Regions from separate parts of the Mus musculus genome. Here region 2 is linked to region 1. A link is a loop called in an ENCODE intact Hi-C map of the cell type or tissue named here. Cell type or tissue: left cerebral cortex. All regions are shown on one strand. Links, peaks and the distances in the headings refer to the core of each region. The heading gives the core; the rest is flanking DNA.

The links. Hi-C counts contacts between places; a loop is a spot of excess contacts. Peaks named below come from ENCODE experiments on the same cell type or tissue, not always from the same donor. Only the 100,000 strongest peaks of a DNase experiment are listed, where the experiment ranks them.
Region 2: it touches region 1 in a loop (1.9-fold over the local background); 2 of 42 quality-filtered maps call a loop at or near these places.

What each region holds. Positions count from the first base shown.
Region 1 is chr13:103,794,520-103,809,749 of GRCm38, forward strand. No RefSeq gene overlaps it. Among named protein-coding and RNA genes, the nearest start is that of Gm52054, 28 kb to the left of the region's middle. In left cerebral cortex, for the core only: a CTCF peak has its summit at 6,717 (motif pointing right); no DNase peak of the experiment used is centred there.
Region 2 is chr13:104,015,804-104,031,033 of GRCm38, forward strand. It overlaps Nln (neurolysin (metallopeptidase M3 family)), which reads right to left. Exons shown (of 13, transcript NM_029447.2): 13 at 7,636-9,277. The coding sequence ends at 9,143. Among named protein-coding and RNA genes, the nearest start is that of Gm30967, 14 kb to the right of the region's middle. In left cerebral cortex, for the core only: no CTCF peak of the experiment used is centred there; DNase peaks (open chromatin) are centred at 7,960, 9,645 and 9,967; H3K27ac peaks cover 1,576 bases.

The DNA of each region.
Region 1 (15,230 bases), core at 2,824-10,823:
CCATATCCAAACCACGGCAAGTAGTTCTTGATATCTCATAAACATATACTGAGTCTAAAATAGAAGTACAGACAGCTAAGAGCAGCAACTCACTGACAGAAAGCGAAGGCCAAGGTCTTTGCGTGGATCAAGCCTGAATCCAGGGCAAGAAGCAAGCAGCGCTCCACCGCTCTGTTCTTTATGAACACACAGGCTTTAAATACCTTTGAAGATACAACTTTGAGTTTTCAATGCCATCCATTCTGCCTTTTGTTGTTTATTTTACTCTTTTTCTTTAAAAACACTGGCACATATCTTGTGATTGTCAGCAAGGAAGGACTGGTATTGGTTGTGGTTTTAACCTATTGCTGAGTGGTCCTAGTTCTCCATGGGTCTCTCCCCAGATTGGAAAGTCTTCTTAGAATGCTTTATATACAGAAGGTATCTTCTGTAAGGTCACCAATGTTGAAAGGCAGTGAGCCAATAGTCAGACTAAAGGTTAGAACGGAAACATCTTTGTTCCTGAAATCAATAAAGGGTTGCTGGCATGTATGGCCCAAGGCAGGGATGGGTGAGATAGATCAATTAGTCATACAGACCTTAGTTCATTTAAATCATAATGAGGTAATCTGATAGTGTGGTGTTACCATGGCAATCGAGCTCAGAGCGGCAGGACCAAACATTTGGTGTATGTGCATGGCTGGGGAGCCAATGGAGTGAAGCCGCCATCTGTGAAACCGGAACTGAGTTCTCCCCAGTCAGAATCTCGTCCAAGTGGAAAAATGGTTTTCACTGACCAGGTGAAGCAGGAAGTTGAATCCTAAGGGAATCCGGCTCACTTCTGGAGCTAAGCACCTGATTGCCACAGCTGGTCAGGACTTGTTACATAGTGCCAGACGGATAACTCTGCACCTATAAAATAACAGAGAGATGATACACAGAAACCGTACAATAGTGTTGGGGTTTGTCAAATGATTTTTTCTAGATTAATCATAATAGTTCTCTAGGAATACAAGGTTGATTCATGATTATCCTTTAACTATGCTTTTGGATTCAATTTGCTAGTATTTTTGCTAGAGGGTTTTTTTTTTTTTTTGCATCTGTATTAACAATGATATTGGTCAGTAGTTTTCTTATAATGCCTTTGCTTTCTTTAGAATAGGCATCAAAGAGTCTTGACAAATGCAAAGTTTCATGGAGCTACTATTCTAACCAACACACAAAGTGTCCCCTTCACCCAAAACCTTCTACCTTGCACCCATCCACAGTGAACCCCACTCCTGTGTCTCCTCTGGCCCCTGTCTCTGCAGGTCCCTCTTCTCTAAGATGTCACAGAAACCAAGGAGCACACAGCATGTTGAGGTCACTTACGCTGTGTTTGAGACTTGCCTATTGTGTTGTGTATGGTGGCAGTTGTTTGTTTCTTGTGGCTCTGTAGGTTTTTATTTTCATTTGTTTTGTGTCAGTCTTGCTATGGGGTTGGTTTTTTTTGTTTGTTTTTTTTTGTTTGTTTGTTTTTTGTTTTTTTTAAGGCAGTTGTATATCAAACTATGGCTTTGAGGGTAACTTTTTTTTTTCTTGGTTTTTTGAGTCAGGGTTTCTCTGTATAGCTCTGGCTGTCCTGGAACTCACTCTGTAGACCAGGGTGGTCTCAAACTCAGAAATCCACCTGCCTCTGCCTCCCAAGTGCTGGGATTAAAGGCGTGCACCACTGCTGCCTGGCTTTTTGAAGGTAACTTTTTTTTGATATTTTAGAATAATATATCACTATTAGTTTTTTTTTAAATGATCATAAATAGATAAAGTCTTTTTGTTTGCTTCTTTTGTTTTTAATAGAGCTTAAAATCTTGGCTTACTTTGGTACAAACACAAAATAAGAACAGTTTTTGGATATTGGAGTTCATTGTAATAAGGCTATACTTGAATATCTCTCACATCACCAAAGGATTTTACTTCCATAGTAGATAAGCTAAGAGTTGACAGTTCTGCTGCACCAAGGAATGAATTGTAGGCACGATTTTTGGATACAGATTTCCTGCTACAGTCAAAGCTATTTGACTTGAGTGATTGTCATCATTCTCAGCCAACAGGGAACAGGTTACATTCAGTTAAGAAATGGTGTGTGTATTAAGATGGTCTATCCATGAAGTCATTCACCAACTGTTTCAATGAAAAATGGTTTTGTTGGAGGGTGGCACAGACTTCAGGTGAGGGTAAGATTCTGGTTCATTCATTGGCTGTGATGATTTTGAAAAGCATTCATCTCAGAATAAGAGTAACTTATAAAGTCCTCTTCTTCAAAATTGATACAATAATTATAAATGACAAGCAAAGCCTTCAGTCTCACTCTTTGCTGTTCTCTTACAAGCCACCTCCCAAATTAATTGTCTACATTTCTTTTGGCTGTATAATTTTGAAATATATAAGCTGTTCTGAAAACCATACTATAGTGTGAAAACATCAAATAAACAATCCTACTAATAGAGAGGCTGAGATAGGAGAAGCATGATTTCAAGACCATTATGTGGCACACAGTAAGACCCTGATATGTACAAACAAGCAGAAAGTATATATGGATTGTACAATATTGGACCTATTTCTCCCATTACCAAATTAGAGAGATGACAGCCGACAAATTTCTAATTCCTCATATTTTTGAATTTCAATCGATTAGGATAAGTTGGTAATATTAATTTTTATACTAAGAGATATTAAGTTATTTCCTGTTAATTTTCTTGTTAGAGGTGGAATTATATTTGTGTGGGTTTGTTGAAAGATTACTTTCTTGCTTCTTCTAGGGTGTAGTTTCACTCCTTGTGTTGGTGTTTTCCATCTATTATCCTTTGTAGGGCTGGATTTGTGGAAAGATATTGTATAAATTTGGTTTTGTCATGGAACATCTTGTTTTCTCCGTCTATGGTAATTGAGAGTTTTGTTGGATATAGTAGCCTGGGCTGGCATTTGTATTCTCTTAGAGTCTGTATGACATCTGCCCAGGATCTTCTAGCTTTCATAGTCTCTCAGAGGTGAGAAGTCTGGTGTAATTCTAATAGGCTTGCCTTTATATGTTACTTGACCCTTTTCCCTTACTGCTTTTAAAATTCTTTGTTTAGTGCATTTGGTGTTTTGATTATTATGTGATGGAGGAATTTCTTTTCTGGTCCAGTCTATTTGGAGTTCTGTAGGCTTATTGTATGTTCATGGGCATCTCTTTCTTTAGATTAGGGAAGTTTTCTTCTATAATTTTGTTGAAGATATTTACTGGCCCTTTAAGTTGGGAATCTTCAATCTCTTCTACTCCTATTATCCTTAGGTTTGATCTTCTCATTGTGTCCTGGATTTCCTGGATGTTTTGGGTTAGGAGCTCTTTGCTTTTTGCATTTCTTTCACTGTTGTGTTAATGTTTTCTGTGGTATCTTCTGCACCGGAGATTCTCTCTTCTATCTCTTGTGTTCTGTTGGTGCTGCTTGCATCTATAACTCCTGATCTCTTTCCTAGGTTTTCTAACTCCGGGGTTGTCTCTTTTTGTGATTTCTTTATTGTTTCTATTTCCATTTTTAGATCCTTAATGGTTTTGTTCCTCTCCTTTGACTGTTTGATTGTGTTTTCCTGTAACTCTTTAAGGGATTTTTGTGTTTCTTTTTAAAGGGCTTCTAGCTGTTCACCTGTATTTCTTTAAGGGAGTTATGTCCTTCTTAATGTCCTCTATCATCATCATGAGAAGTGATTTTAGACCTGAATCTTGCTTTTCTAGTGTGTTGGGGTATACAGGACTTGCTATGGTGGTAGAATTGGGTTCTGATGATGCCAAGTAACCTTGGTTTCTGTTGCTTCTGTTCTTAAGCTTGCCTCCCACCATCTGGTTATCTGTAGTGCTACCTGCCCTGGCTTTGTCTGACTGGAGCCTGTCCTTCCTGTGATCCTGGTTGTGTCAGAACTCCTCCAAGTCAAGCTGTCTCTGTGATTCTGTGATTCTGTGATCCTGGGATCCTGGGTGTGTCTGAGCTCCTGGGAGTCAAGCTGCCTTTGGGACCTTGAGATCCTGTTGTGACCAAGCTCCTGTGATCCTGTGATCCTCTGATCCTGGGCGAGTTACAGTGCCTGGGTGTGGAGCTGCCTCTGGGTGTTGTGGGGGCTGGCTGCAGAGTTTGTGCCCAGGGTCTGCTCAGGGTGCCGGCCTAGACAGACTTGAAGGAACCTGTGTCACTGGTCTGGCAGAGTTCCTGCATGCCTGGGTCCCACCGGTCCCAGTTACTCCCGGTGTTGGGGACAGATGTTGTGTCCTCCTCACCTCTGATCCCCTGAAGGCAACTTTTTTGTTTATTTGTTTGTTTTGTTTTTGTTTTTGTTTTTTTTTTTTTTTGTGACAGGGTTTCTCTGTATAGCCCTGGCTGTCCTGGAACTCACTCTGTAGACCAGGCTGGCCTCGAACTCAGAAATCCGCCTGCCTCTGCCTCCCGAGTGCTGGGATTAAAGGTGTGCGCCACCACGCCCAGCTGAAGGCAACTTTTTAAAATGCTAGTTTTAAGACTTTTTAATCTTTAGCTTCAGTTGTTTTGAAGTTTCACTATGATGACTTATCTGTGAATTTCTTCTTACTTTTCCTCCCTCAGAGCTGTTGATGTCCTAAATGTGGATATGGAAGCCATGCCTTAGTCCTGAAGTCTCAGCCTTTGAGATAAGCGTTTACTCAAATGCAATATGAGCCCCATTTTCTCTCTGATTCATGGTTCCTGCTTTTTTTTTAAAGTTGTTAATTGCCATTTCCTGTGTGTGTATGTGTCTCCCCAGGACAGAGAGGACGGAGGGATGGGTCTTAGATAAGCATTTATCATATTTGATGTTGTGCATCGACTTCTCCAATGTTTGTAATAGACCACTTTCAATTTCTTCATAGTCCCTGATATTTGCAGTATTTGGACCCTGCTTTCCATTCTTCCTTTACATTGTATTTCAGCTCCCATTGTGTCACAGAAGGAATGTCCCCGATGCCCCCCTCCTCCTGTCAGACATGCTCATTCTTCAGGACTGGCAACTTTAACTGTCTTTCCCTAGTTTTCTGTTCTCAGAGTCTTCTTGCCACTTTCACTCCTTCTTCCACGCCCTTTCCTCTCCTTCTTCCTTTTCCTTCTTTCCTTTCTATCTCTATCCTTGTGTTGGCCACTTTTTGCTTTCCTTTTTACCTGATCCTATTTGTCTTTAATTTTGGCATTTATACAAACATCCAACAATCAGTGCTTTTGACCCAGACCTGCACCCTAAGCTGGATTTGAAGAGCTATTCACCCCCAGTCACCTCCTCTAGATGTCCCAAGTTATTAACATAACTTTAAAGCACCCCCAAAGAAATCTATTATCCTTTCCCGATCCTCACTGAAGGCTTCAGCTTTTGCTCTTGACAGTTTCCCAGTTATATGCATTCCTTCAACCCTCATCTGCAGGCCATGCTAAGCTGCAGGCCTGCCAGGCTGCTTGCTACTCCAGTTTGCCATAATATTTGTCATGTTTGTTGTCCAGTGATGTTTGCTACATAAGTATGATGGGTAATATTGTTGCTGAAGGGGAAGACTCACCCTGAACATGGGTGGCACCTTCCAGCAGTCTAGATAACAGGAGGTTCAATGGAGAAGTTTTTGCTTTTGTTCTGTTTTTCTGGTCTTCTTACCTTTGCATCTTGCTCTTGAGTTCACCTCTGTTGCTCGTGTGCCAGTGGCTGCCTCCACTGCTGTTGCTGTCCACCTTCTAAATGCTCTGAGGACCCACGACTCCCCAGAAATTAGCTAGGCCTTCAGAGCCAGACAGGGTTTGCTGAGGCGTCCCTGGTGATGAGCAGCTACCACATACTCAGTGTGAAGACAGCCACTGTTAGACTACCCAGACTGTATCCTATATACCAAAGTACTAAATGCCCCTTCAGTACATGGACATCGATGCTATCAGTTTGTTCCTCTAGAGAACCCTGCCTAAAACCATGTAAGAATTGACACTATCCAAAGCTCATTTCTCATAACTCATTCCTAGGAGTCAATTAGCACCTGGAACAAAGGAAAAGTTTAATATTCCTCATTTCTATAGAGAAGGCTACCTGGGGATGGCAAGTCTTTTTTGGTAAGAATACAGCTTTCAGGAATCACCATGTCATTGGCGCTTATTAGACGCTGACTTGGTTGCTCAGGCCCTAATCTCTTCCACCATGGTAATAACTAGGGGATGAGGTTGGCCTGCCATCCTACCATGAGGAACACTGTTCCAAGTGTGACTCCTATCCCAGCTTCTGCTCAGGACTCTCTCCCCCAAAGCTGACACATGAGAAATAATGTACCTCTCCTATTTTCTCCTATGACTATGCATGGAATTAGGGAAGCTATTCCTGCCTTAAATATTTCATTCTAGGAGACAAGTTTAGTAAATAAAAAAGTTTTATCTAATTGATTTGGGATAGCCAGTCAGCATTAATTTTTATTTAAACAGAACATTTTAAAGCAGAGCATTTTCCTCTGTGTTTAAGTTGGCCTGTACCTAACTTATCTATCGGCCTATAAATAAATGTTTGTCATTAATTATGTCTGTGTATGCTGCTGTATGCTGGAGTGTAGGCTATGAAGACCTTTAAACAGAAGTGCTTCAGTCTGACCTTAAAAATACAGCTTTTTAAATTTTATTTTTAATTAAAAAAAAAGATTTATTTTATGTATGAGTGCTCTATCTGTATGTACACCTGCATGCCAGAAGAGGGCATTATATCCCATTACAGATGGTTGTGAGCCACCATGTGGTTGTTGGGAATTGAACTCAGGACCTCTGGAAGAGCAGCCACCTCTCCAGTCCCCTCAGTTTTTGATGTTTAAGGCTAGAGAACCATTTGTAATTTTTCATACTCAGGCTAAGGCTCACTTCATTTTCCTTCTTGGAGTTTCCCAAGGTAGAAATTATAAAATGAAACTTCAGTGAACATCTTTTTTTTTTTTTTTTTAGATTTATTTATTATTATATGTACATACACTGTATGCTGTCTTCAGATACTCCAGAACAGATCTCATTACGAATGGTTGTGAGCCAATATGTGGTTGCTGGGATTTGAATTCAGGACCTTTGGAAGAGCAGTCAGTGCTCTTAACCACTGAGCCATCTCTCCAGCCTGAACATCTTCTTTGCATTTTTGCCTTACTTTTCTAGCACTGGTCTGGGCTGCTCTATCAGGTTTCTCAGGTTGCTCAGCTTTGTAACACAGCTCTATGAATCAACCAGTTTAAACAACAGAATTTCGCTGTCTCACAGTTCTGGAGTATGGAGTCTAAGAGCAAAGTGCAGTTAGACCACGATGCCTATAAAGACACCACAGAAGGAAATGTTCCAGCATCCACAACCTCACTTCTTCTCTGACCTGTGTGTGCACATACATGTTTATGTGTGTGTATGTGTGTATGTATGTACATGCATATGTTTGTGCATGTTTCTAAATTTCTCCCATGTATGAGCCTCAACCAATTACATGTTCAATGACTATTTCCAGATAAGGTCTCACTGTGACATAATGGAGATTAGGAGTCGGATATGTAAATTAGGAGGAGTGCATAATTTAATCCATTATTTCTTTATGTAGAAATGCCTATTCATTGTTGCTGAGCCCTGGTACCCGTGTATCATTGAGAAACTCCTCAGGATCTTTTTCTTTCCGGCCATCTGAGAAACCCCCCCCCCCCTTCATCTCTACGGCATTTACTTACTAGCCTTTCCTCACTAACTAGAATGTAAGTTGCTTGGGAGACAGACTTGTTCATTTTCTGTCTCTCTAGTTTCTAGCACAGTGAAAACCGTATAATTACTGATAAATATTTGTAGGTTGGATGGTCGAGTTGGCCACAAGCCGATTTAAATATAACAAAGTACCAAGCTACATCCTCAAACCCTGTTTAGAAGAGACACACGGCATGTTTCAGCTCCTCTTCTATTGTGGTGAACAGATGCCATAACCAAGGGGACCTACAGAAGGAAGCATTTCATTGAGGCTTGCTTAGAGTTTCAGAGGGTGAGTCCATGACCATCATAGTGGGGAGCATGGCAGAAGGCAGGCAGACGTGGCACCAGAGCAGTAGCTGTGAGCTCACATCTTGAGACATTAACCACTAGGCAGAAAGAGAGAACTAACTGGGACCAGAATGGACTTTTGAAACCTCAAAGCCCACCTCCAGCAACCCTACTACCTCCTCCAATAAGCCACACCTCTGAATCCTTCCCAAATAGTTCCACCAACCGGGACTAAACATTCAAATAATTGAGCCTTTGAGAGCCATTCTCATCCAAATCACCATATAGCATTTTTCCAGTCAGGTTCAGCCTTTGGGAGAACTTTCTGTTCAGGAGATCTGTACCATATTATATAGGCACCACTAGCCACATGTGACTATTTAAATTAACTCATATCAAATGCAATTTTAAAATATGGTTTCTCATACTAGCCACATTCTAATGTTCGGCTGTCACATGAGGCTGCCAGCTACCATCCTGTACAGTACGGACAAAGACCCTGCCATAATTTCTCTAACTCTTACAGAAGGTGGCAGGCTAGAGAGCAGCATCCTTCTCAAGCTTTTGTTAATTCACACATGTGTGAATGAGTGCCACTTGGATACTTAAACCAAAGTATTATTTACCTACCGAGAACTGGACTTACAAGCAGTTGTGGGCCACTGTGCAGGTGCTAGCAATCAAACCTGGGTCCTGCACAAGAGCAGCAAGCCCTCTCAAACTCCTGAGCCATCTCTTCAGCCCCAGAAACACTGTCCTCAAGGAGCTAAACCTTTCTCAAAGACACACTCCAGCTTAGAATTAATTAACCCTTTCAGGACACATGAGCAGAGTAAGTTAACTCTCTGATCCCAAGCTCACCATTTAGAAATTCCCCCCTTTATGATCACGACTTAACCCGTTTCAGGACATCTGTTGGAAAATATCTTGTTAAAGAAATGTTTGTTACACTTGAAAATCACCTACCACACTGAAAGGTTAGAAAACTTCCAAAAATGTCTTCATATTTATTCTCCAGGAAGTGGTTGCACTTTCTCTCTTATTGACATTAAGTGAGATGAAAGCAGACTCCTTGTTCCCACTGTACCTGTGAAGGCCATAGTATCTTGCACACATACTGATCTCACTATCAAGAGACAGAAGAGTGCCACATTTTACCCTGACACACAAGCTGTTAACTTAAGCCTTTTTAGAGTTCAGTCCATAGTTTAGTGTTTGGCTGTGCTATAGATTCCTGTGGAAACATGATTAAATCAAACTAAATTACCTTTTTCTGTTTAGAAATCCCCCCACCCCCCACAGCATTTTTTTACTCTTAACTATCAGATCTAGGCTCTGGATCTCGTAGAAAACAAGGGAGAAACAGCTTTGCAGTGACATATGGCAAAGCCCCCTCAGGCTTCCAATTAGACTGTAAGAGACTGAAGGTCACCTTACACATCAGAGGGTGTTTGTGCAAACACTGGAGCTGAAATAGATATATTGGACTCGCCTGCAACAAAGTAAAAAGAGAAGACTGGCAAAAATCAAGTGAACTGATTTAGTATGGAAATAACTTTCAGGTGTAGCGAATTCGGAGGAGTGCTAATCGGACACTTCAAGCTTTTTAAAAGTCATACTTGGTTATATGCAGTGTCTGCATCTAAACCTTTCTGCTGGGCCAGCAAGATAGCTCAGTGGGTAGAGGTCCCTGCTGCCTTGTTCGACAATCTAAACTCAATACCTGCAACCCAGATGGTAGAAGGTTGGAAAGATAGACAGTTCTCTGTTCTTAAGTATGCTGTGTAATGTGTGTATCTTAAAAACAAACAAACAAACAAACAACAACAACAAAAAAACCAACTTCCCTGGCAGTTGCTGGTAGGTAAAGATTTGCTATCATTTTAGAGAGTGACTGATTTAAGATTACTTTATTCTTAAAATTAGAAAGGATGATGTTTAGAAAAGTTTTGGAACCTGGCATAATGGTGCCCACCTGTAATGCCAGCACTTGGAATGACTTTGAAACTAGTCTGGATAGACGAGACGACCCTGTGCGTTGGGGTAGGAAGAGAGAAAATGAGTGAGTGAACCACAGTGTACCTATGCTTGTATAGCATGCAGTTTCCTGGCTGCTGAGGCTCCTCTGTGTGTAAAGCGCTTGCTCTGTTAGCACGAGGCTCGAGGCTTGGAGCTCCAGAGCCCACAAAAGGCTGGATTCAGAAACATGCATCTAGAGCTCCTCTGGTGAACCGGGAGACAGAAACAAGTGAGTCCTGGGACACTCAAGGGCCGGCTAGCTATGTGCATGCAGCACTGAGCAGCAAAGGGGGGTCTTCCCAAGGTAGAGGGAAGTGCTGACACCCAAGGTTGTCCATTGGCTTCCACAGGTATTCTGTGCCTTGTATCTGTTACCTCCACACCCTTTGTCAACACAAACACAGCACAACACACAAAGAATAAAGAAACAGAGTGCTGACCATGTCCTTTTTCACAGCATAACACACAAAGACTAAACAAACAGAATGTTTCCACTGACCTTGTTCTCTTTCACGTTGCCCCATATTGCCTTTTTTCTTCCCTAATTTTCATTTAGAATTTTCATGCAATAGACCAAAGATCTGGCTTAATTATTCTCATATCATTATTTAGTTGTGAGGTTACCAGTTTGGGAGGTTTTAAATACAATACTACCATGAACTGAAAACTAAAATAATTTTGTAAGATTAGAGACAACACAAATCTGTTGTTATTGGTTTTTCTCTGGTTATAACCAAATCAAAAGTTAATATTCTAGACTAGTTATGTAATTCAAAGGTAGATTGCTTATTGACCACACCCACATCTCACCTTATCTCTTTTATACTTAGTAGAGCTTAAAACAATCTAGACAACACTGAGTTTAAAATTTGTCTAGTTTTAAATATATGACTACTTTATGAAGCTTCTTTAAGGTTTTTCCGAATGAAGGAAATTTTTATTAGTTTTGATACTGAGCTAAATTAAAAGCTGTCCGGTCATTACTGAGGTCCAATAATAAATTAGTACTCAATTTTCCTAGTGTACTAACTCAGTGAAACCCTTCCCTCTTTGAAGAGTTTCAATAGAAACTGACTTTCCCAGTGTACATGTGAATATGGAGTCCAGGACAACCCAGGTCCTATTCCTTAGGCACAGTCTATCTTTTGGGATTTGCTTTTGAGACAGGGTCTCTCATAGCCTGCAGCTCACCATCTAGGCTAGACTGGCTGGCCAGTGAGCCCCTGGGATCTGCCTGTCTCTCATTGTCCTTGTTTTAATTTATTTGTTTTTGGTTTTTCCCAGTACTGGAATTACAAGCATGCACCACCATACCCCACCCCTCAACGTGGTTTCTGGGGATCAAACTCAGGTCCTTGTTTTTACAAGGTGAAACTATCAACTGAGCTATCTTCTTGGCTCCTGCCAGTGTATTTTATAATACAAATAAATGCTTTGTAAATGAAATCCTTAGCTCATTAGCAACACATCCAAAACATAGTACAAGTAATGAGAGTAAAGGAGAAAATGTGTATAGCTACATACATCAATCAGGATAGTACCAGGGGTGTCACAAACATCCAGGGGTGGCAAAAAAATTCTATGTTTCATTGATCAATAAGCATTTACAGGAAACACACAACTACAACTTATTTTAAAATAAAATTTAAAAGTATATTTAAAGCAGAGATCTTTCTGTCTTTGTTCCTAAAAATAATGAGCATGGTACTGAGATGCAAGGAAACTGAGGATGGGGAGCAGATGGGAGTCCTGGCAGCCAGTAGGCAAGCCTGACTGTTGGCAGCAGCAGCTACCTAGTGCTCTAGCATATGGTGCTTAAAATACCTCAGGCAATTAAAGAAGCGCCACCCTGAGTCTGCCAGTCAGGGGACATCTTAACTACTGTTTCAGAAGCCAAGAACAGCTCCTGTATAACCCCGTGGGCCATGCAGCCAGATTAGGATTCACTTCTGATTTGCTGATGACAGTGAATTGACAAGTCCCTGCCTAGACATAGCACTGTTGTGAGACTCGGCAGTTGCCTAGGATAGTGTGCTGCTGCCTGAAGAGCACAGGCAAAATGTGCTCATTCATTCACAAATTGCATTGAATGTGGAAGCTGAGTGCTTTCGCAGGTCTGTAACACATCTTGTTTTGAAAGCAAGTTAGCATGGGGCTCTTTGTGACCGTGCACAGGTCTTTGTCCTGCCTCTCTCCTGATTATTACTCCCCTTTTATGTTCTAACCATCCTTGCAATGGCCTGGACAGTAGAACCTCGGTGTGTGTCTGCTATGACCTCTCCTCTCTTCTCTTTTCTCTCCCTTGGTCTCCCCGGCTCTCCTTTCCCCTTGTCTACAGAGGCAAAAGCCCATCACAGGGGAGCAAAGAGTCCTTCAGAGAACACTGAGAACTTAATGTACATCCAGTGCACCCAAGCACACACAGAAAGAGTTTCCAAAACCATTCTTTCTGCGACTAAACAGGGTACGAATAACAGTAAGAGCAATTTGTTTTAAATTTGGCTTTTTGAGGCAGTCTCATTATGTAGTCCAGACTGGCCTTGGATCTTCCTGCCTCAATTTCTCAAATGCTAGGATTGTAAATATAATCCTATTAAGTGTATTAAGCTCAGCCAGTATAAATTTATTGGTTTTTTTTTTTTTTTTTTTTTTTTTTTTTTTGAGCCAGAGCTTCTCTGTTTAATGGCCCTGGCTGTCTGGAACTTGACCTATAGACCATACTGGCAAAGATCTGCAAAGATCTGCTTGCCTCTGCCTCTGAGCACTGGGATTAAAGGTGTGTGCCACCATTGCCCAGCATATATTTTAAATTTCAAGAAATGGGGAAGTTCTGAGTTCAGAAAATGCATGGTTGTTGGGAACAAGCAAAAGAAACTTGTTCTAAGTACTGCCATTTTGTTTTCAGACTCCATTTAATCACAGGGTCCCAGGCCCTAGGGAAGCTGGGGCTTTTCCAATAGCTAAACAGCTTCAGTTGCAAGGAGACAGTTGTCTGAGTCCAGCTATCTCATGTACAACTTCTCTGTCTTGCTGGCAGGGTCAACCTAAGTTCATGTTCCCAGGCCTAGGAACCAACTCCTACCGTGACTGGCACACACTCCCTTTTTCAACCCCTTATGTCAAAATGTGATTAGACCATGCTACAGCTCCCCCGCTCCCTCTCACTTCATGGTTTCCTCCTTTAAACAACTTCCCTTCAGATAGCGGCTTGATTAGTTATGTCATCTGCACTGACCCGGTGTTTGAGTTACGTTGGATCTAAGCAGACCCCATAACATGGTGAGCACTATCTTTTGGTATCCAGGTCACAACATGACCTTTGAACTCAGGTGAATTGTTATTTCTGCTCTTTTCTTCCTCTCATCCCTAGACACCTAGTCAACACATCTAAATGTTCCAAACTAAGTAAGCCCAATAGCAATTTCTTATTCCTGATTTCAATGTACAATGCCACCCCCCACTCCTGATCGCTCCTCATCACTGTGTACAACTTACACGACTATCCTGGCTACAGATCTCCTTTTCCCAAACTCCCAGCTCCATATCCTAGCTGGTGCGGGTCACCCTTGTGCTGTGGCAGCCTTCTAAGTCACTAAAGCTAGGCCTGGCACTCCAGCCTCTGGGCTTCCCATTTTTATACGGAAGAATAATCTTTCTGAAGTTGAGGCCACTCACTAATTTGCTCAAGAGAATGCACAAACGAGCAAAACAGTCTTAAACCCAAGCTGCCGAGGCCAGGTTTGTGGCAGGGAAGTCCTTGAGTAGAGGCTCAGACAGGCCATTGTGTAAAGGTATAAAGCGAACCCTGGATTTCACTGAGAACTCTAGAATGTTGGAAGTGCCAGAGATGTGGGATGTCTGCCAGGGAGAGCTGTATGCACACAGTGCGCAGAACCAACCCAAGTGGAGGATGCAGCAGTCAGCAAAGCTGGAAGGAAGAGCTGTCTACGCCCTTTGACATCAGACATGGTGTTACAGGACTCGGAAGTTGACCTGCTAGGTTTCAGCCTCCTGTGTCATCTCTCCTCACTTGAAAAGGTGACATATATATTGTGTCACAGTATGTTGGAAGTATATAATTAGCTGTTTTATTTTATGTGGTGTTATAATTGGACTTTAAAATAGTCAAAACGGAAAGACTATGGGGACTTATGAAGTTGCACTAACTGCATTTCGCACTGTACTGTACTACAAGTCTATGGAAATCATTTGGGGTTAGAGTGAGAATGGGCCCCACAGGCTCAGATATTTGGATGTCTGAGTTCCAGCTGATGGAACTGCTGCGGCAGTATGGCTGTATGGCTATGGCATGGGCTTTGAGGTTTTAAAAACCCATGCCATTCCAAATTGCTCTTTTGCTCCTGCACCCCCACCTCTGATTGTTTGAGGATGTGAGGTCTCAGGTACTGCTCCAGCACTATGCCTGACTGCCTGCTGCCATGTCCCCAGTGATGGTCATGGACTCTAACAGAAACTGTGAGGCCCAAATTAATACTTTCTCTTGTAAGTGGCTGTAGTGGCTATTCCTGGTTGTCAACTTGACAATATTTGGAATGAACTACATTCCAGAATTGGAAGGCTCACCCGTGACCCTTATCTGGAGGCTTGGAGATCCTTATCTGGATCTTGGTTTGGAGATCTTGAGCCATAGTGGCTATGGATTCCAGAAGATTGAATCTCCGAGTTTAAGGAACACACCTTTAATCTGGGCTACACCTTCTGCTGGAGACAATATAAGGACATTGGAAGAAGGGAGTCTAGCTCTAGCTCTAGCTCTTGCTCTTGCTCCTTCGCCTGCTTGCTGTGTGAGACTGAGTAACTGCTAGATCCTTGGACTTCCATTCACAGCTGCGACTGAATCATTGTTGGGAATTGGGCTGCTGACTGTAAGTCATCAATAAATTCCTTTACTATCTAGAGACTATCCATAAGTTCTGTGACTCTAGAGAACACTGACTAATACAGTGGCCTTGGTCACAAGGTTTTGTTACAGCAACAGAAGACTGAGACAACCATCGGGCCTGGAAAGTTTACCCTTGTTTGTTTTTTGTTTTTGTTTTTTGAGACAGGTTTTCTCTGTATAGCTCTGGCTGTCCTGGAACTCACTCTGTAGACCAGTCTGGCCTGCCTCTGCCTCCCAAGTGCTGGGATTAAAGGTATGCGCCACCACTGCCCGGCGAAAGTTTACTTTATTTTTGTTTTTTA
Region 2 (15,230 bases), core at 3,675-11,674, 220 kb after region 1:
CAGGCAAGGCCCTGTGCAACATGCAAACAAAAAAACCAGAACCAAGCACAACCAGCTGATGAGGTATGAAAGGCTACAAAGCCCTTTTGTATTTATTTAGCACAATCGTTTTCATTTCCAGCGCACAGGCAAGTGCTCTGCCGCTGAGTCACATCCCCAGCCTCGTGACAAATATGTCTAAAGGGAGTTTCCTTTACATTTACCCTGATTCTTCTAAGCCTCTCTTTGGCCTGTAGGCATCAGAACACTGATTGGTATTTAGGGCTGGCATGTTGTGTTAAAAAAAAGCCCTACCCCATTCCCATTCCCCAGTTAAGAAGCATCTAGAGGTGTTATGCAGTGTCACCAACATCTTCCGCCCCAGACTTCTGCTGTGTCCATGCAGATTATCCCAAGCCATCCATTTGTGTGGGGGACTCTGGAGAGAAAGGAAGAGAACAGAAGAAGAGGTGGGGAGAAGGAGGTCTGTCTTGGGGCTGCTTGGATCAGAGAGCATAGCTTATCTGCTAAGTGGTGATGTGACTGCTGTAAGCAGCCTTCAGTGGGAATTCTGAACGTGGAACTTCCATTTCCTTTAGAAAGACACTACCAGGCTGCTTCTGTTCTCCCCAAACTGAGGGGGATTTAGAAAGGACATTGCCAAGTTAGGACACTTTGTGATGGTTTGTATATGCTAGGCCCAGGGAGTGGCACTATTAGAAGGTGTGGCCCTGTTGGAGTAGGTGTGTCACTCTGGATGTGGGCTTTAAGACCCTCATTCTAGCTGCCTGGAAGTCAGTATTCTGCTAGCAGTCTTCAGATGAGGATGTAGAACTCTCAGCTCTGCCTGCACCATGCCTGCCTGGATGCTACCATGCTCCCACTTTGATGATAATGGACTGAACCTCTGAACCTGTGAGCCAGCCCCAATTAAATGTTGTCCTTATGAGAGTTGTCTTGGTCATGGTGTCTGTTCACAGCAGTAAAAACCTAAGACATCACCTCAAATGACCTCAGAAAAATGTCACCAATCAGGGACTCTGTCGGAACATGGTCCAAGAATGGAGTCATGTAAGGAGAATTCTGAGTACTTGTGAGAAAGGCCAAGAAAACAAGAGCCTGTGACCTTAGTTTCTTCAAAGCACAGAATTGTTCTTGGACTGTGTCTTCGTGCTCTCCCCAGGTGTAAGAGATAGGATGAGTTTACTTCAGATTATTCGTTAAAACTGGCTATCGTTGTTTGTACGCCTCTATGGGCATCATGATTTTGCCACTCGTGTGGCTGGCCTGCCATGCGTGGCTTGTCTTTGTAACCGCACTCTCCTCATGTGACTCCCCTTAGTCCTCAGAATATAAACTGTCAGAAGTTCTGCTGATGTCCTCCTCAGTCTTAGGCTCCACTGTCTCAGGTCCCAGGGCCTCCAGAGCAGTGACAGGACTCTACAGAAGGAAGGGCACAGTAGGTACAGTTGTGGGAAGGTCTTTCATGGCACCTGATCCCAGCTGGAAATTCCCAGGCTAACTGGGACCCTAACTGAATAAAGCAGAATCGAACAGTGTGTGTGGCTGAAGATTTTAGAATGGAAGCCGAGGCTGAGTGAGCCATGTGACGCTGAGAACAATGATCATGCTGTGTGTCACTACGTGTCAGTCATTCCATGTTTAAGACCACAGAAGGGCGTCTGACTGGGGACAAAGATGACAAAATGTATCTTTTGCTTTTTTCCACTTTGTCCTGGACACAAAGGCACGGATGTTGGCTTTGTTCTGGGATGAAGTCTGACATTCCTTCTTGGACCTACCCGGTCATTAACACAGAGAGAACATGCCTGCCTGCAACCACTCCCACCACTCTCTGAAAGAGTGATCTTCCTTGTCACCCAACAGAAGAAGAAGCAATATAAAGGGTATCACACTGGACGGGGCCTTTATTTGCCAACCATCACTTTTCCTTACTTATTTTTACCTTCTCAGTGTTAAACAACTGTAATAAATACTACCAGGACATATGGCTCCTATTTGACAATACCTGCCAATATTTGAAATACAGCTATCCTTTGAGCCAGGATTACATTCTTTAGAATTTATCGACCAGATAAACTGGCAGATGTGGAAAACAATGCTTCCCTGAAAATAACCTTGACAACGTTATATAAAATGCCCAGAGACTAGAAACAGGGTCAGTGAGGAAAATTGCTTGGTTGGAAGGCATTTGCCGACCGCTTGAGAGGCCTCAGAGTTGATCCTCCTCAATACTGAAAGCAAAGCAAAACAAAAAGCCAACAGAGAAGAGACGATGTAAATATTCATCAGTAGAGAGATGACTACATCACCACACACACACACACACACACACACACACACACACACACACGGAATACTAGGCAGCCATTGCTTGAAAAGCAGATCTCTAAATACTGAGCACTATTAATGAAAGATGTGGATAGGTACGGCCTTGGAGTGTGGGGCCAGGGCATAGTCTCGTGTGTGTGTAAAGCATCTCTAGAAGGATGTGAAGACTACTAGTAATACATTCACCTTGGGGGAGAACTAGACAGGTGAGAGACAAGGGCGGGAGGGAAACTCACTCTTCACATCGCCCCTTTAAACACATTTTGGTTGTGATCTATGCAAATCTTTTCCAAGTTGTGATGTATGTAAACCGTTTCCAAGGTTTAAATTATTGCTTAAAGGAAACAAGAACACAGCTGAAAGACAAAACCAAGGCACTCCATGAAATTCCAGTTTAAGGAAACAGAAGGAAATGGGCTATACATTTAAGGTCTGGTCTTTATCATTGCCACGAGCTGTGAAACTGTTGAGCTTCTGTAAGTGGTCGCTGACCTGCTTAATAAGGCTCTATTTGCATAAAGGAAGTCACAGGTCCTAGGCAACGAGGAGCTGAAGCACTGGCGTGCTTTTCCTTTGACTCTTACAGCAATGGAAATTACTAACATTGACGGGAGCAAGGATTAAGGAATCATGACTAATTCTGAACAACCTCTAAACAACTGCTTGTCCTAACTACCTCTTTTCTGGCTTCAGTGGTCTTGGGGTATTTAACACCCCCGAGGTCAGGGAAGACCCTGTATTGTCCCTCTGATTTAGAACACTGTGATCGCAAAATGTTTTCAATGAACATTTGTGAGCCCTTTGTCTAACCAGCATGGAAAACCATGAACCATGAACCATGGAAAAGAGGGGAGGCAAACAATCATTTTGTTAGAAAAGCCAGTGGTGGCAGATGGCATGGTAACCATTTGAAATTCTATGGCATAATGACAGGATTGTGGAATAAACTAGGGTTAGGTGGAAAAAAAAACAACAGAGAAAGATGTGCAATATATATGTTTGTACTATCATTTATTTGAACACATTATGAACTTATTTGCCTTCTCTACCACAGTGTGAGGATTTAGGGTGGCCATTTTCATTTTTCATCAGTTCTAGGGCCAGTGTGTATTGGGTATTGTATAGTCTCTGGCTTAAAAAACAGAAGTTCAAAACAAGTTGTCTAAAACAGTAGGTTTTTTTTTTTTTTTTTCTGACTAGAGATTTTCCCATGCATGTAAATACTGTTCATAATTCCAGGGCAATCATGGGATATCCTCCCCCTCTGCCTTATTCATCCAGCAAATCAGAGATTCTCGGTTAAGAACTTGTGAGGTTTAGGGGTTGGGATGCACTTTGGCGATAGGGTACTTGTTGGTCTGGCATAAGTGAAATGTGCAACTTGACACAGGATCATCTTTTAAAACATGGGGACCTCAATTGAGAAAATGCCTTCATAACATAAAGCTGTTACATTATATAAAGCTGACAACCCTGTCAGGCATTTTCTTAACAAGTGATTGATGTGGGAGGGCTCAGCCCACTGTGGGTGGGGCCACTCCTGGGCTGGTGGTCCTGGGTTCCATAAGCAAGCAAGCTGAGCAGGCCATGAGGAACAAGCCAGTAAGCAGCATCCCTCCATGGCCTCTGCATCAGCTCCTGCCTTCAGGTTCTGGCCCTGCTTGAGATCCTATTCTAACTTCTTTTGATGATCAGTGATGTGGAAGTGTAAGCCAAACAGACCCTTTCTTCTTCAAGTTGCTTTTCATGGTGTTTTATCAAAGCAATGGTAACTCCAACTAAGATGTGAAGCTCTAGGTTCAATCCCCAACACAGAGGAAAAGTCCTACCTTTAGAATACACAGCACAGAGAGGAAAACCTCTAGACCCATTTTAAAGTTTTGCTTCCTTTGACAACTTTATGTACATATATTGTCCTACTCACTGTCTTATTGCTGTTCAGAGACACTATGACCAAGGCAACTCTTATAAAGAGAAATGTTTGTTTAACCAGGGACTTGCTTACAGTTTTGGAGGCTTAGTCCATTATCATTCTGTCATGGAGCATGGAGGTACAGAGGCATACATGGTGCTGGATAAGGAGCTGAGAATTCTGATCCCCTGGTAGAAAGGGAAGAGAGGACTGGGCTTGGCAGGAGCTTTTGAAGCCTCACGGCCCATTCCCAGTGATACAGTCCTCCAACAAGGCCACAACTGCTCCAGCAAGACCACACCTCCTAATCCTTCTCAAACAGTGCCACTCCCTAATTACTAAGCAGGCAAACATAGGAGCCTTTGGGGGCCATTCTCGGTCAAACCACCACACATATATTTGGCTATTTTCAACTCACTACCCTTTCATACCCTCCAATCCTGCTGATAATCCTCCCAATGAGGCCTCTCCTACCCTCATTCCTTTTGACTGTTTTGTTTTACTTTAGAATTTCTATAATTTTTTTCTTCTATGAAAGCTTTCTTTCATCTCCCTCATACCCTAGAAACTCACTACCTCTGAAAAAGGCCTTCTTGTGTACAAAGGTACCTCTATTAGCTATAAAGTTATTTCTTTTTATAATATAATCAATTAATTGGTGCTGTGGATTAAACCTAGGACCTCAAGCGTGTATTCCACTGAATTCTACACAGTAGGATGCACTTATACATTTCAGTTGCTGTAGAAAATGCAAAAGGTAATTTAAGAGTGAACGTTTACCAACGAATACTTGCTAGCTCTTCACTGATAGCTGAAGACTGGAGGGCCGTGAGCAGGAGCAGCCAGGATCCCAGTGTAGAGGAGGGCTAGACCAATGGGTGCAATGTGCCATGAGACAGCTGCGTGTGGAGTCAGTATGGGGCGAGTAGAAACACACTAAGGGAAGAAAAGTTAACTTTTATTTGTGTTGAAGAGCTTTCGCCTCTATTTTGGCCACAGTCAACTGTTAAGTCTTCCATCCTTCATTCCAAACAACAGACTTTCTCACTGCTGTGAGCAAATGCAGGAAAGTTCAAAGAAGGGATTAGGAGTTGGGGGGAGGGGCAATGATTTCAGAAGACCTAATCTAATGAGAAAGGGAGGGTGTGATGAGACAGAGCGACTCACACTGTGGACATCAGGGCGCAGAGGCCTGCTCTTCAGGTTTCCCTCTTCCATTTTATTACACGTGGACTCCAAGGCTGCTGAACATAGGTCTTTCCTCTCTTAATCCATCCTGGAAATTTTTTTTGTAGACACAACTAGAGGTTAATCTACTAGGGGTTCTTGAATCAACTTGACTATCGATGTCAACTATGACATCAGATTCCAGGGAAGCCTGAGAAGCTCCAATTGAAGTTATGCAGGCTAACTACAGATAACTATGACACGAACTATAACCGGTCTGGTTGTAGCATAAGGGAAGCTACACTATGTCAACGCCTTTTCTATTTGTGTGTGCACATTCATGTGCATTTGTGTGTGCCAAAGTACATGTTAGAGGCCAGAGACTGATACTGGTTATCTTCCTCTTATGTTTTGAGACTGGTCCTCTACACTGGGACTCGCGGATTTGTCTAGGCTGGCCATGGAGCTGGCTTGTTTGCTATCCCCCTAGCACTGGGATTGGCACAGTAGTAGCATCTCTTGCCATACCTGGCTTTTCTGTAGATGAAGGGGTTCACGTTTGCCCAGCAGGTATTTTATCCAGTAACCCATATCCCCGGTTCTCAGTGCCCTAAGATGCAGAACACGAACCTGTCACCCAAGTTATGTCTCCCTGACCACTACAGAAAGAAACCTCAAAGCTTACCTGTGGAGGAAATGTCTGTAACACCCATGGAGGACACAGGTTCTTTATGAACCCTCACAAACAGCAGCAGAAAGCGTCTCAGTCAACAGTTAGGAGCTGTTCCTCATACTGAAGTCTTCTATTTTCTAATTGTACCTTTAAGCTCCAACACCGTTAGCCATGACATCAGCTCTCCCATAGTGTGTAAGTATTTGAAACAGTGAGAATTCACTTGAGAATTCACTCTCCAGACGAACTTTCCTCTTGAGGGCTATTTCCAAAGTCATCACCATATTGTTGGTTTCTCAAACACTTGTGATGCTAATTAATACAAGCCTGCTGAAAATGTAGTTCTTAGGATGGGTCATAGTAGCCCATTCCTTATGGGAGCTAACCATATTGGGATCCAGAGGGACTTTCGATCTGGATACAAACATCTTCCAGTTCCCTCTTCAAAGGCTTTGTGCTTCCCACAGGCCCCTCCCTATATGTGCTAAACAGTGAACTGCTACTGATATTTGGCTAGAAGGTCACCAAGACTTTTGGTTGCCAAGTCACATCATCACAGTGAGGTTTTGCCTCTACCTGACAATGGGACTTGATTAATTTTGTTTTATGTTTGTCTTAGTAGAGGAATCTTTCAATTTTAATAACATGTTCATATATAACTATTCCAGCTGTTATTTATATGTTAGTATTTTTTAGTGGATTTTCTTGCTTTTAGCCAAAGGACTTGCTATTCCCCCTCTTTATTCAATAGCTAGGAATCCACTTAGCCAAAGTTATCCAGTCCTATCTCTCAAGCACAAAGGTATGTCAACAGAGACACCAAGTACCTTGATGGGCACAGTGAGCACTTTCTATAAAACTTTCTTAGGTATCCAGCTTCTCTGATGACAAACGCTGCAGACATTGTACCTTGGGAAGAACACTTTAGAGCTGCCTCTGGGTATCTGAAAATCGCCGGTGGAAAGCTTGAGAACAGAGGACGAGCACAGCGGAACAGGGGTACCAAACCTGTTCCTTATGAGGAAATGGAACATGCAGGAATATCCAACCAAATAGAAGCCCAAGCAGAGGGTGGTGGCATCCACCTATAAACACAACACGAGGGGTGGTTGCGCGGCTGATTCGCTGTGCCTTTAACATTAAAAGACAAAAGTACTGTGAGCTCATTCTCACGGACAATGATGTCACTTTATTGTGTGCAGTCAGTCTTTTACACACTGGCTATTAGCTTTTCCAAGTAAAGTAAGATTTATGATGAAGTTATTTTTGAAGGAGACAAACCGGGCAATAATAGAAAAAGCTGAAGAGAGTTTTTTTTTTTCTTTCTTTTTCTCCTTTTTTTTGTCTGAAAGTAGGAAACAAAAATGGGGGTGGGGACAGATGTGAGACGCTTCCAGAGGTTTCTACCACCACCATAAAAGCAGCTGGGAGAGCATAGCACTTGCTAGCATGGGTGAAGAAGCCGGAGGTTTGATGCCCAGCCTTGTAAAAATCAAATCAAACTACATAAACAAAGGGCTTCCCTGCTGTGTACCAGCTCTTGGTACTCTGTATAACTTTATTACACGACATAATATTTTATTGAACACAAAGTCCACCGGGTCTAAAGAACAGACAGGCTCTAATTTCGTTTCCTGCCAGGAAAGTCATTCCTCAGGTATGTGTGGAGAAACAACTCAAAGCCCTGTGGAAAGTCCGATCACAGCTCATTTACATTTTCTCCTCTCTATCCTACTTGGCTTCCGTTTGGAGTAGACTCCCAAGGCTAAAATAATGCTGTGAGCTCACTACTCTGAGCTGGAAACTTAGGTCCCAATAAAAGGAGTTGGAGATCTGGAGGTTCACTTAACAGTCGCCATATGAAACAGCCTGCTGGACAGCCTTTTCCCACAGCTCGGTTGCCCACGGAACACTTGGGAGCAGCTGTTCGCAAACGCTCTGCTCCAACGCACTCTTTTCTGGAGTTTTCAAAGCTAAGTTCCAGTGGATGTCATCTCTCCCCCTGGCACTTCAACACACTGTGACTACAGGGCCGACCTACCACTTTCAGGGAGGCAAGGTCAGAGTCTTATTAGAAACGTGAGAACTGAGCTGAGTGAGGCAGCTCACACCTGCGCCCCTAAGGCTTGGGAGGCCGAAGCAGGGGAATTACCATGAGTTCCAGGCGAATCTGGCTCCATGGTGAGATGGTGCCTCAAGCAAACAAAATAAAAAAAATATATATATATAAGCAAAACAAGCAGAAACAAATACATAGCAAATACTAAAAGTCGAGAACCCAAAAGATGCCTAAGTTCTCTGCTTCTCTCACTGTGACTGCAACCGAAGACTTGACATTTGAGCTTCTAGTGCAAGACACAAAACTTATATACTAGGCCAGTTGAAACAAAATTTAAAAATATTATCTAAATAATAATATTAACTTTAGAAATTAAATTTTAGAAGGGAAAGAACCCCAAATCTAAGTGGAGCTATGTAAGTAAGTGTGACAGAAGCCGAGAATCACAAAGCTCACTACAAAAGACAAACAGCATTGAAGTGTATCCTGCGGGCCTTGACACACACAGGCAAACTGTCACTTAGTTGTGAGGCAGAGGGTCAAGGTTGACACAGGGCTCTGAGAAAATATTTACCAGAGAGAACATGCTGATTCACTTATCAGTCCAGGAATCTCAAGTATAAAACTTCAAGATATAAGAAAGATCAAATTATATCATGTATGTGATTCAATTTAAAATGTCTTAGCCCTCTTACATTATATTATCTGGATTATAACAGTAAAAAAATCAAATTACAGTCATATGAAACTTTTATCAAAAGAAATCAAATCTGTTTTTATGAAACTTTATAGTACAATTATTTTTAGTGGGTCTTTTCTTAGGTCACAGTATTTATAATTCCATTTACATCTGTATAATTTTTAAAATGAAGAAACAAAAGCAAATGAATAGAAATCTAAGTTTTCCTTTGTAAAACTGCCTTCAGTCTCCAGGCCGGCACCACATGGCGGACGGTGTTGGCTTGTCCTCCAGCCACGGACAGCCCCCAGCGTCCCTGCTTTACGAAGCATTCAGGCCTCGACTCATCAGGAATGCTTTCTGGTTTGGCTCACGTTGCAAGAAATTCTGGAGCATGTCCATGCCGTCCAGGGACCCCCCAGGCTTCAGGATTAGGTTTCTGTATTTCATTCCAACCTAATAAAAGAAAACATCATGCCTAATAACTCACGGGCCCAGCAATCCTCCAGATCCCCAGACACAAGGGAGAGAGAGGTGAGGGCGAGGAAAGGGGCTTCAGCTCTACTCGAGTCTAGACAGTTCTGCTCACGCAGCAGCTCGCTCGCTCCTTCCTTCCTTCCTTCCTTCCTTCCTTCCTTCCTTCCTTCCTTCCTTCCTTCCTTCCTTCCTGTAGTTAAGAGATTTGGAGCTTTAGCCTCAGGCCTGAATTCCCTGTGGAATATTAATTATTGTCTCCTGTCCTTAGATTCTCAGCTGTGAGCTGACAATGAAGGCAGGCAGGGACACCAATCAGCCAAACAGAACACAATTTGCTACTGCCAGTTAGCCCAGTTCCAGTGTGATTCAGAAGGGCTAGCAGAGCAAGTGTTCCCAAGGCTATGGGGCTGCATGTGCTTCGGAGCAGGAACTCGGCTACTGTCAAATGCCTTCAGGTATTTTTATAAGGGGCTCACGAAAAAACAAAACAACCCCCCACAAAGAAACCTAAGCAGCATTCTTGTGGATGGCTAAGTGACAAGTGATTCTGAGGGGTCAGGAGTGGAAGGACAGAAGTTTTGAGAGATGGAAGTCTGGAATTTGAAAACAAACCACAGTTCCTCTGTTTTTATTCACATGAACATCCGAGCAGACATGTTGAAAGAGAACAGCTGCTGCTCAGCGTCACATAAGCACAGCTCAGATCCTTCCACTGCTCTGGTAAGGAGTCCTAATTCTAGATGTGCATATAAAATAAACGGATATTGCTCACGTTTATATTTATTACGTGATCTGACCAATAGGAATGATAATCCTTTGGGGTACAGGAAGAGCTAGAGAATCGCCAGAGATTAAAGTAGTTTCAGTTTGGACTGAAAGCAAGCTGCTGTTGTTGGACCATCAGAGACTTAGCTACTATGTAAAATAAAGCACGAGTGAAATGCACTAAGTTGGACAGCAGCAAACCTAGCTAATACCCTACGAGAGCCATGAAATAAAACTTTGGGGTTGTCTTTGTGCATGGGCAGGAATCACTTAAAACTTACAAATCATCTAGCTGATTCATCCACTCTTTTGATGCTGAGACAGATGTAATCAAAAGTTAGAACGTTTATACCCAAGTACCAGGCAATGGTATTAACTGGAAAAAATTGCAAAACAAAACACACACACAAAAAATCTTAAAACATTTTAGGTACGTTGGTGATTCTGTTATAAGCTGTCATATTCATAGCTATTCTCAGCTGCATGCAGTCCAGTGTGAGCTGCTCACCCCTGATGCAAGCTCACATTTAATAATCTGAATTCTAGTAAGGAGTAAGCAATTAAAGTTAGTGTTTGCTTAAATTCTCAGGCAGCAAGATCAATACAATTATGAAATACATATTTAACTTCTCTATCAACAACATATAAAAAATATTTAAAAGTGAAATTAGTATCTTTGGGTCTCAGGTTGGCATCAGACTTGCTATGCAAGGGATGAGTGTGGTCTTCCGACCCTTCTGTCTTTGCCTCCTAGGTGCTGGGATGACAGGCCACTATTCCTGGTTCATACTGTACTGGGGATTGAGCTCAGAGCAAGTGTAGGCCAGGCAAGTTCTCCGTCTACTAACTGAGCTATACCTCTCCAGTCTAATGAAATTCATAAATATTTGTTTAAACACTTCAACCAAGACACAGTGGTGTGCACCTGTACTCCATGCTACTGGGGAGGCGTCACTTGAACTCCATTGTAACCACAATGTTATCATTTCATCATGTAATCTCCCCCCTTCTCATCCTCCCCACACAGGGGTGCTCTCTATAGCCCTGGCTGGCCTTGAACTCAGAGATCTGCCCACCTCTGCCTGGGACTAAAGGTGTGCACTCCCACTGCTCCACTCAACCTGTAGAATTTGTATGTGTCACTGAGCTCTGCTGTTTGCTGTGTTTACAGTGATAGCAAGCCCGCGCCTGCGCTCCGTTTTGCGACTGCACGCACAGACACAGGGCTTGGAGCACAGCGGAGGTTAGGAGGATGTGGAAATGGGCTCATACAGTGCTGGGAAGGAGCACAGCAATCTTGCTGCTTTATTTATAAGCAACCTAAGAACCTGAAGCCACTGCTACTGAACTTCTTAGAAATTGTGCCAACGAGGATTTGGAGCTGGGTTTAATCTGTGTTGTTTTGATATGTTGAAAAAAATAACACGTTTAAAGAAAATTTCTTACATGATCAGCAGTAATACCACCCTTCCAACAGTAATTGAGACTCTAAAATACAACTGGCTGTTGTTGTCATAGGCTCCATCATTCTAAGAAGCTATCAGAGCTCCTTAGTCCAAACACACCTCCATTTCCTTCCCCCTCCCTCACTATTGAATGTGCTTCAGTCTGACCACTGTTTTGCATTAATGTGTGGAGCAAGGAAGGCCTGTGCTCTCTGGAACAATGGTATTATATAGCACAGACAATGCAAGTTAGACTTCTAGAATTACAGCAATATTTAAAGCCTTGTACTAAGGAAAACTTCAAACATATCCTAAGGGCATAGAACACAGGATAATGGCACATACATCTATGACCCAACCTCAATCACGGGTCATGAGGTGACAAACAGAACCTCTGTGCCTGGGCTATTCAGTCCCTGGGATCTACACAAATCAAATCCAGGGGTCTCTGAATGTGAGGCAAGCATTTACTCAACTGAGCTATATCCTCAATGGCCCATTATTATTGTTGTTACTGTTATTTTTGAGACAGGAATTATAAAGTGTAACTTCGTCTCTGATTCCCTCCTGCCTCAGCCTGCCAAGCAGTGAGATCACAAGTGTGTGTCCCTTTACACTTGGCAATAATTAGTATTTCTTCAAACTCCAAGCCAGCCAAGGCTACATAGTGAAACTCTGCCTTCAAAAAAAAAAGGCATTTATACCTCAAATATTACAGAAAAAGAACAACATATTAAGACATTGACCAAGATGCAACATCTGACAAAGTTCTCCCCCAACTGCTATAGTAGGGAGTTTCATGGGAAGGGAAAGGAAGCACGGGAAACTGGCGTGTTCACCACTGTGAAGAGATGGCTCAGGCCAGCTCTGCCTGCAGCCACGTCAGAGTGGGGCACTGTGTAGTCTCAGAACATGTGGCTCAGCACAGCTCAAAGTCTTCCTCTGCTTATGCCTCCAAACAAGTTGATTAAATTTCCTCAATTATAGAGCAATGTTCTTTTAATAGTTCCATTTCCCTTGTACTGAAGCTTTGAGAAGAGTTTAAGAGTCATTTTGGTAACCGGACCTAGCTTTTTTTTTTTTTTTGTTAAGGAAAGAAAAGTAGTTGAGCGACTTTTAGTTTAAAAAGGTGCTGCGCACCTTGAGAAGCATGGTTGGTGACATTGCCATAGGTGGAGTCAGAGAGGCAGGGAGAGGAGCTCTGAGGTCCTCTGGGAGATTGCAGTCAGATCCTATCAGCTCTCCTTGGAAGGGAATTCAATCAGTGGCCAGAGGTTTAGAATCCTCAAAGAGCTGCACCTATCTTTTGGCACTATGAAGGCCCTTTCTAACCCTGAGGGTTTCTAAGGCAAGGTTAGGCTAGGAGTTAGGCCCAGGCTTGAACTACGGCTTGATTCATTAAGTACACGGTACTCAGCTTCCTTATGTATAAAATGGGAATATGCTGTCCTTATACTTTCCAGGCTGTCAGATGCATAGTGGGATTTGATAACTCCTACCCCTGTAACCCTCCCCAGGCAGTTACTGATCTATCTCTGTTCAGGGAAATAAATAACTGCATTCTTGTTTGGCATTTCCTAAAAATTACCTGTCTTCTAATAAAGCTAAAAGAAAACACAAGAGAGTGCAGCTCCACTATCAGTGAGGAAGAACAGATAATTCAGGAAGAATATTAGGTAGAAAAGAGAAGGCCTTCACTTATGCAAGAGTACAAACCTTTTGAGGCAATATTTTAATAGCAAATGTAATTACCCTAAGCAGGATGCTCATTGCTTATCAGTTATGAAAACACGGACAGGACAGTGGACTGGCTCCCACTAGCTTTGTATCCTGGAGCCAGCATACATGATAACTTTCTCGTAGCCTTTCAACCCAGCCACTCCAGGAGCAGCGCCAGACTTGTCTCCTTCCCATGTGCAGTAGAGTGAGTGCCCTGCCCAGGACAGGTGAGGTCACCTAGGCACCTGGCATAGTCTCCAGCTGTCTGCACAGTGGACTTTGAGATGTTTCATGGCTCACAGTGCCCTCCCTGTGGCGCACCCTGTGTTTTCTCTGAGGGTGAGGTGATCTCGGGGAGAGGGAAGGGAAGACCAAATGCCTTTGAGGAAAACAAGGTGGGAAAGAGAGGAAGGCTGTGGAGAAGAAAGGCACCTGACTTAAAGGTTTCCTAGAAATCTCATTGCAAGCTCCAGCTAGTGAGGACAGAAAGGAAATGGAGTGGGGCAGGAGAGACACATCCTTAGCAGCACTGTAAAAGTTTTGAGGGTAAGTCAGTGGAAGAAGTGGGGGGACCAAGAATAAGGTCCAATATAGATACAACTTTAAGGTAGAGGAGACACAAGGTGAGTAAAGCAATCTCTTTTATGAGAGCCTCCTGACCCAGAAGGGAGATAAGAAATAGATAAGCAGGCAATGGGTGTGGTGGTCCACACCCACAGTTCTAGTACTTGGGAAGCCAAGGTAGGAAAATGGAGAGTTTGAGGCTAGTCTGGGCTCCACAGGAAGACTTGTCTCAAAACAAAACATAAGGTAGGCTACTTAGTGTTTAGTATTAGGCTTAGTGTATTTGTGTTCTAGTGGAATCACAAAGAAGGCTATTTAAAAAAGAAAGAAAGAAAAAGGGGAGAGAGAGAAAGAGAGAGAGAGAGAAGAAAGCTAAGCCTTGTGGCATAGGCATGTGATTCCAGTTATTTGGGAGGCTAAGGCAGGAGGATCACAACTTTAAGGCCTGCCTGGGCTGCCAGGTTAGACTGGGCAACTTAGTGTGGCCCAGTCGCAACCTTGGAGGTAAAGCCCTATAGCCCGGCATGGAGTGCTTACCTAGTGCTTTGGAGGCCCCTCCAGCAGACAGAAGAACAATCTCCTGCACTGGCCGGAATTCAAGACTTGCAAAGCAATCAGCCGACTGTGTGGCACCCCAAGGCAATCCCAGCAATTGGAAGGTTTAGGCTAAAGGAGCACACATTCAAAGCTAGGATAGTAGGGTGCACAGTCAGACTCTGCAGAAGGAAATATAATCACCTCCACTCTTACTGTCTCTTCTATCACCCACGGCTGTTAAGGGGCCAGAGTTAACACAACAGTGGTTGTACAGAGACACAGAGGAGTCAGAGAGGAGAACTGGATCTCTGTGAGGAACACTCTCACAGGAGGTAAAAACACCCCACATCCTCCTGTAGCAACACAGCACAGCAGGAACTGAGCTAAAATTCTGTTTAAAGAGTACTGGCAGCCGGGCGTGGTGGCGCATGCCTTTAATCCCAGCACTCGGGAGGCAGAGGCAGGCGGATTTCTGAGTTCAAGGCCAGCCTGGTCTACAAAGTGAGTTCCAGGACAGCCAGGGCTACACAGAGAAACCCTGTCTCAAAAAAACAAAAACAAAACAAAACAAAAAAAAAGAGTACTGGCATCGTTAATATTAAAATCTCCATCAGGCTATCCCTTTCCAACTCAAACATGATTCTTCCTTGTACGTTATTGCATGTAAGATCTTCCTATGACACCACAGACTAAAACATAATCGTTGAACAACCTTGATTTTCTCCGTGTTTCTTTTGGAAGCAATGCCTGGTTCTTCTCCTTTACTGATGCAAGAAACAAAGCTTCGAAATTTCTCTAAAACGGAGGAAGGCAATTCTGGCAGAAAACAGCAGTAGTCTCTGAGCCTGCAATGTCTATTACTTCTTGGAAAAATTTCCCACAATGAAGTTGCCTTATTTAAA